Regions from separate parts of the Mus musculus genome. Here region 1 is linked to region 2. The links are chromatin contacts, found by POLR2A ChIA-PET in ENCODE. All regions are on one chromosome and are shown on one strand. The core of a region is the stretch at or near the end of the contact, and the rest is flanking DNA. Distances in the headings are between cores, read along the strand shown.

Region 1 (3,533 bases), core at 52-2,551, 73 kb before region 2:
TTTATAGGAAACTCATAATTTATTAAAGGTGGGAAGCAATCAGTGGAAGACTGAGTGATCTTGAGTAAGCGTCGAGCTATTCTGATACAGACTTCTTAAGTGGGACAGATGAATCCCAGAGACCACCTACCCTTAGTGGGAAGTCCCAGCTCCACCCTTCAGGGCTAAGAATGAGTTTGGGGGACTCTCCCTTGGGTTTTGGTATTAATGAATGTTTACTGATAGATGCACCTGGGCTTTGGGCATATGGGGGTCTGGGATGACTTCATTGTAATGTTTTTGGATTGTGGGGCATGAAATGGTTCACTTTAGTAAAATTCTAGTTTTCTCAGGTGATCTAAAAGTAAGTCCATCCTTTGCTAGGAACGGAATCAGCATGGCTCTGTCTACTAAGAGAAGGATATGTATATTACTGCCTTGCTTTTGGGAACAGTTTCCCGAAGCTACTTGAGAGGCTGTTCTGGGCTTTCTTAGGTCTTTCTGTATTTGTTGGCAGGAAATAAATGGAACCCATATTCACTTTTCAGTTTTCTTCTGAAGATGGATACATCCTAATCTGATTTTACTGATAAGCACTCTCTGTTGATATCGCCACATTAAAATAGAAAGTGCGGTCCATATATTTGCTTTAATCGTCATTGTTTCGAAAATACTTAGCAGGAGCAGTTTGCTGTGGCTCATGATGTAAGAGAATTTCAGTCTGTCATGGTGGAGAAGGTGTGGTGGAGGGAGCCCCTCAGCCTGAGTCCGCAGGAGTAGGAGGCAGTGGCTTTGTTGAATTGGGAAGTGGAAACAGGTAGCTGGGGCTGTAAATGGCTAAGGCCCTTCCCTAGCAGTCCACCGCCACTATTTAGCCTCCTCCTCTTCCTTCAGATTGTTCAACCTCCCCAGTCAACAAGTGCCACACCAGCTGGGGATTAGCGATCAGATACGAGAGTTTTGGGGGAAACATTTCTAACCCAAACACCAACAGTCCCTAAAGCCTTAAAACAAAATGAAGTAAAATTTTATGGCGAGATGCGTAGCCTGGTTGTGTGGTTTCATAAACCTAGCTATCATTTGAATAAAGTGTTTAACTCTGAAGCTCCTGTTTATAGAGCATGTCTTTCTTTCTGTAGACTTTGCAGAAGAGATGGTCTGGAACTGAGTTGTGTGTCTCTTGTCATCTGGGATCATTCCCCTCTTCTCTGTCCCATATTTTGCTCGGCTATGCCCCTGAACAGCTCGCTCACTCAGGCTGATGTGCTTCCTAGCATCCTCGTTTCTTTACTGGCTTGGCCGCAGGACAGCTTTCCTAGCAGTAGGCCCCTGGATTGAGGCTGGTTGAACTGTTAAGGGAATAACCAAGCATTGGAATTCTGGCCTCTCCACTTTCCTGCCTGCAAGTCATCAGAATGCTGTCTTCACTTCCAGCCCCACCCATGCTGTAGTCCTGACTGTCAGTTTCCACACCAGAGCTGTCATCAGTTAGGTTCTCTGCCATTCACTTGCGAGCCAAGCTCGTGGTCTGATCGTTTCTGCCGTTCTGTCTCTTACTGTAGATGCTATCATTTCCCTCACCTAGATAATCCTTTCGACACTCTTGTACAGCAAACCTACTTCAGCTGTTTCCGCCATGGTCACATTTGGACTCTGCAAGTCTTGTAACTGCTAACCACTTCTGACCTCAATAATTTTTTTCTCTTCTTCATCTCTTCATTATTCTAAATTCATGAAATTTTTCAACATTATGAAACCTTCAATCTCTGAGTCCTCATATACCCTACCCATTCCATCACTGGTCAGATTAGAGCCTGCTGAGTTTCCTTTCTCCTGTCTCACCAGGATTCGTATCCTTCTTACCCTGTTGTTCTTTCAAAGCTGACTTTTTATTGAACAACGATGAATCCTTTTAGTAATCTATGCCGCTGTTTGTGAAATGCCTCACTGCCCAGCTTCTTACACTGTGTGACCATATGGGGTCAAATAACTGAATGTGGGACTCATGAAATATGTGTCAGCTGTAAAAGGTTTCTGGATGGGTGACAAGCAAACATTAATTCAAAATCAAATGTGTAATGTATCCAAAATATTTGCACAGCTTCACTATAGCTATGGTTTCCGGCTATGCAGCACAAAGAATGCTAGCTAAAATACCTTGCTTAGCTCAGACTTGTGACTGTCACTTGTGTGTTATGAGCTGCAGTGTTTTTTTTTTTTCCTGTATTTACAAATATCTCAGTTCTGACAGAGGCATAATGGATGTAATTTTGTAAAGACTACACATTTTCTATCATTATTCATCTTGGTATAAACATTAAATTAGGAGCCGGGCATGGTGGCACATGCCTTTAATCCCAGCACTCGGGAGGCAGAGGCAGGCAGATTTCTGAGTGATTTTCGAGGCCAGGCTGGTCTACAAAGTGAGTTCCAGGACAGCCAGGGCTATACAGAGAAACCCTGTCTCGAACTCTCCCACCAAAAAAGAATATTAAATTAGTGTATCTTTGAGTTGCATTATATACAGTTTGAACTTAAAACTACTGAAATAAATAGTTTCATTAGGAAAAAAATCATTAAATGAGTATTGGCATAGGATTAGGATAGAATCCAGCAGTTTAATGGCCATAAGTATACTTCTTCCCGATTGGACTACATGTTTATCTCAGCATTGATAATTATAAAATTAAAATATCGACCAACTCTAAAAAAAAGTTAGGTGCTCAGCTTCCTACAGTATCAAATATGCAACAAATATTTAATTCTTTAACTGCTCATGTGCCTGAGATCATGTAACGGTTTCTTGAGAGAAAGGGGTTGTAGGTGGAGAAGTTTAAGAAGCGCTAGTTGAGTGTTTCCCAAACTGCATGCTTATCACAAGCAACTCCTGCTGGCTTCAGGGGACGGTAGACGGTTCAGCGGTGGAGAGAAGTTGCTCATATGTACTGCTTTGATGGAAACTAGTTTCATGATGATGATGATGATGATGCCTGACTTTTGCCCACATCACTGCTTTCTGGAGTTCTTCATGTGTGGGATGTTACTTTGTTGCCTTTCCAAATAGTTCCAAACAAATCACCCTTTATTGTCAAAGCCCAACATAAGCCTAAGGGTCTTTATGGAAATAATGCCAGGAACTTACTGGAATTCAAACTCACTTTAAACATATTGGACCCTCTGTGTCTTGTGCTTAAGTATGCTAAACTGTATCTTTCTCAAAATGCTCTAACTTGTACTTGAAAGTCTGTCTCTAGTACTGTACCCGGTACAACCAGACTGCTTTTGGAAACAGTACATGTTAATAAGAGATCTCCAGCACAGGAAGAGACTCAAAGAATACAGACAGGTGCCCACAGAAAACACAAGGTGATGTGGGGATTATTTTTCTCAGGTTTCATAGGTAGGAGTCATTGTGACTTGCAGGGTTATTGAAGAAGGGTCACCTGCTGGGCAGGCAGGTGTGTTTCTTCTCACGTTCTCTGGGCTTTTCCAGACCCTCCTACCTTGCTTAAGATGAATTAGAGAGATTGTACATCAAAGAAAATGAAAAGGTA
Region 2 (3,803 bases), core at 1,136-3,635:
AGTCTGAAACTCACTGATTAGGCTAGACCATCTGATTAGCTAGAATGACTGGCCTGAGCTTGTGCCACCCCACTGCAATTTTATGTAGGTGCTGGAAATGGAACTCGGCTGCTCATGCTTCGAGGTAGGCAGTTTACTGACGGAATCATTCCCAACCCACCGCTTAGTCCATTCATCTTAGCTCTGGAGAGAGTAGTGAGTTTATGTTAAACTTGGAATGTTGGAAACTTTTATAGCAAAAAGCACGGTGTAATTACCTCACTTACACCTTTCACAAGTGTCCACGGCACACAATGAGCCTTTCATCTTCACCACATTCACTAAGCCCCTTCAGTCCTTCTGCCTCTTGCGTTATTTTGACGCAAGCTGAGACATATTTCATATGTTAATACTTAAGTATGTGCAGGAAGACATTTTTGAACCCATGTCATAAAATTGCCATAAGGATTACTGGCAAAGGAATTAGTTTTGTAATATAGTTAAATATTTTTTAAGCAAAAGTCACTCTTGCAGGGATTTTCCACGCCAATTAAAAAAAAACCCTCATATTATTAGATTGAAAATGAGTATTAAGAGGATACTGTTAGGTCCACACCCTGTAACTTAAGGGGAGAGTTAATGTATACATTTGTATAATCCTATCCATCTTGACTATTGTCTCAGTCCAAGTAATGAATAGTACTGTAAAAACAGACCACATTCAAACAGCCACAGCAGGCCATTTAACTGCCTTGTAGCCTTTAAGGCTTAATGCTCTTGGTGAACACACTGATCCTAGAGTATCAAGAACACTTTAATAAAACATGAAGAGGGTTAGGAAACTATATGATTTAACATTCCTACACTGAGAGGTTTATGATGGGGAACTCAATGTGGGATAGTGACAGAGTTCAAGATATGTCAGGTCCTGAGTGGAGCTGAGGATTAATGAATGACTATGATAGCAGGGTAGATTATTTTGGGGAGGATTAAATTAAGATCATTGCAGTTAAATAGCCTATGTAAGAATATTAAGAGGAAAACTACTGGTTCAAAGCCAGCTCCATTCCCTTCCCCAAAACCTTTAGGTTATTTTTTGGGGGAATGGAGGATCATTTTTCAAGTTCCTGTCTTTTTGAAGGTATAAGGTAGTCCAATGTCTCTGAGTTACTGACACCAAGGGTGTTTTCTGACAAAATATCTTAACCAGATATGCCAATACTGAATAACTGGAGTAAGTCACAACCATAAGCCTACTAAATCACGTTTCTTAGTTCATCGTACAGTTTTCTTCCAATGCCATTGTTTTTACTGGAAAAAAAAAAGAACAAAATAGTGCTAGCATGTCATTTATAGTCACTTTGCTTCGCTTTTGGTTGCTAGTATTTCTAACATATCTAACTGCGCTATGAAAATTCTACAGATACTCTCATTTCACTTGTGATTCTTACACTAATGTAATGTACATTAGCCAAAAGCTGCGTTTTTGTATGCAGTTTTGTGAGCATGAATAAGCAGCTCACTTTCAGTATCTGCCATCTTTTCCTTGCCGGCTTCAGTTAGATCCTCGGCCCCTAAAAGGAGAGTGCCAAGAAGTCCTAGAAAAATGCCTATTGCATCACAGTTCAAAATTTCATTTTAAAAAGAACGATGGATTTTAAGGTTGGCTCATGATTTGCTGCTCTGGTATGGACACGCTGGAGAGTGGACACAAATGCTTTGGAAGACTAGAAAGTTAACACAACCTGATAAAACCGATTGTGTTGCAGGGCAGCGGTGGCTCATGCCTTTAATCCCAGCACTTGGGAGGCAGAGGCAGGCGGATTTCTAAGTTTGAGGTAAGCCTGGTCTACATAGTGAGTTCCAGGACAGCCAGGGCTATACAGAGAAACCCTGCCTTGGCGACTGGGGGTCGGGGAACTGATTATGTTGACAGATGCTGCCCATACAGTGAGAAACTATGCCCACAGAGGATAAAGTTCTCTCCCTTAGACAAACAAAAACAAAAAAAACAACAACATAAATGAACTAAAAAATTCAATCACGAGTGCTAGATTTTTTTTTTTTTTTAGTGATCCTGAGCTTTTATGAGGAAGGGGGAATAACCATGGCTTCAGGCTTCTGCCTTTTCCTTTTAAAGGATCCGCTTTAGTGACACTGATAAGTGTCGTGCACCAAATGGCCTTCAACACCACAGCAAACACAGTACTCGGGACAGCATCAGGAATGGGCGGACGACTCGGGGAGACGCCAAGCTGAAGCTGTCAGTCAGGAACCTTCCTACCTGGACTGAGGAAGCCAAGCTCTTCCAGCCCAGACAAAGCCCCTTGCGGGCTACAAGCGTCGCTATGACAACACGGCCTAAAGCTGGCGCTGATTGGTCGGACGGCGCGCGCGGAGCCTGCTGGGAGAACGCGCCTTCGGCCTTGCTCGGGCCGTTTGAACTTGGCGGGCCTGATGCGGGCCGCTGGGCCGTGGCGGGCTGCCTCTCCGGCTCCGTGCACCCGTTACCTCGCCCGCTGCAAGCCGGGCTTCCGGCCCTCCTCGAGTTTTGTCGTCGACCTCTTAGTGGATTCCGGGGATCCAGGGCTGGAGGATGTGGCGCTGACCGAGTGCTTGTCGCCGCCGTCTCTGAGCTGCAGCAACTCCACCCTGTCCCTGTTGTCTCCCCTTGGCCACCAGAGCTTTCCGTTTGGCGCGGACGACAGTGAGGGGGAGGATGAAGAGGCCCTGGACGAAGATGCCCGTGAGTCCGAGAGCAAGGTGGAGAGCTTGGAAGGAATAGAGTTCCAGCAGCGCTCCAGGTAAACTCAAGGTTCGGCCCTCCCAGCACTTGTCAAGACTCCTTAGAGATGGCATTCAGAAGGCTTTGTTGTTACCCCGAGCCGCATAACCTCCTGTTTTCCAGCTCAAAGGCTGTGCAGCACTTGCATCCTAGGGTGCTGGGTAAATTCTTACAAATGGTCACTGATCTCCCATGATTCCTAGTTCCTTTTTCCTGAGATAGACGATTGCTGTCTCAGTTTCCATAGAAACTTACTGTACACAGTCGCAAGCACACAAAACTTGCTGCTAGGAGCCTTTAAAAGCCTCAAAAACCAGGTTGTCGACTCCAGAGCTCTTACCCATAAACTTAGCATCAAAATGTGTAGCTGGTGCTGGGTTGTAGGAAGTAGGTGCTTTAAATATAAAGAGCTGGGTACAGATGCCCAAAGGGTGCATGCATACTCTGCAGAGACAGGTTAACTGATCTGAGAGAGAACATTTAATGGAATAGTGAGTGTTCATCAAGGGGGTTAGTTAATAATGCCATCTTAATGTTTATTTACGTTGACTCATTCAGCAAACATTTACTATTTTGCCACATATTAGTGTAGGTAGAGATAAACAAGATATACAAGACTTCTATTATCAAGAAAGAAAAGCCCAAATCATTTCACAAAGAAAACTATATTAGAATACATATAGAAAGTCTACTTAGGCTAGAGAGAGCTCAGTGCTTAAGAGGGCTAACTGCTCTTGGAAAGGACCCAGGTTCGAGTCCAAGGACCTTCATCATCGGGTGGTTCACAACCACCAGTAACTCTAGTTCCAGAAAATCTGACACTGTCTCCTACTGACATCTGTATGCTTGCACTTGGTGCACATAAACTCATACCCAGTGCGTATATACTCATAAATAAAGATAAACCTTTTAAAAGGTGGGGATGCGAAGAATCTTTTTTTAAGGCCTGCCTCAAAGGCGTAGAGCTAGTACAGGCAGCCCGGGGCTTAGTACTCAGGTATCTCTTTAGGGCTTACATTTCTTTATATTATATACTTTT

The links. ChIA-PET counts read pairs that join two places held with the same protein, here RNA polymerase II (POLR2A).
Region 1: POLR2A ChIA-PET joins it to region 2 with 14 read pairs in embryonic stem cell. The contact joins the enhancer-like site here to the promoter of Ccdc34 in region 2. POLR2A ChIA-PET finds 5 or more read pairs at or near these places in 3 of 5 experiments (Patski and embryonic stem cell).

What each region holds. Positions count from the first base shown.
Region 1 is chr2:109,943,775-109,947,307 of GRCm38, forward strand. The region is part of intron 1 of Lgr4 (leucine-rich repeat-containing G protein-coupled receptor 4); the gene reads left to right. Among named protein-coding and RNA genes, the nearest start is that of Lgr4, 28 kb to the left of the region's middle. Within about 2 kb of position 1,302, at least 1 of the 3 ENCODE cell types and tissues checked has a DNase peak (open chromatin) inside an H3K27ac peak, as active enhancers do.
Region 2 is chr2:110,015,432-110,019,234 of GRCm38, forward strand. Ccdc34 (coiled-coil domain containing 34) reads left to right here and starts at 2,386. Exons shown (of 6, transcript NM_026613.4): 1 at 2,386-2,783. The coding sequence starts at 2,437.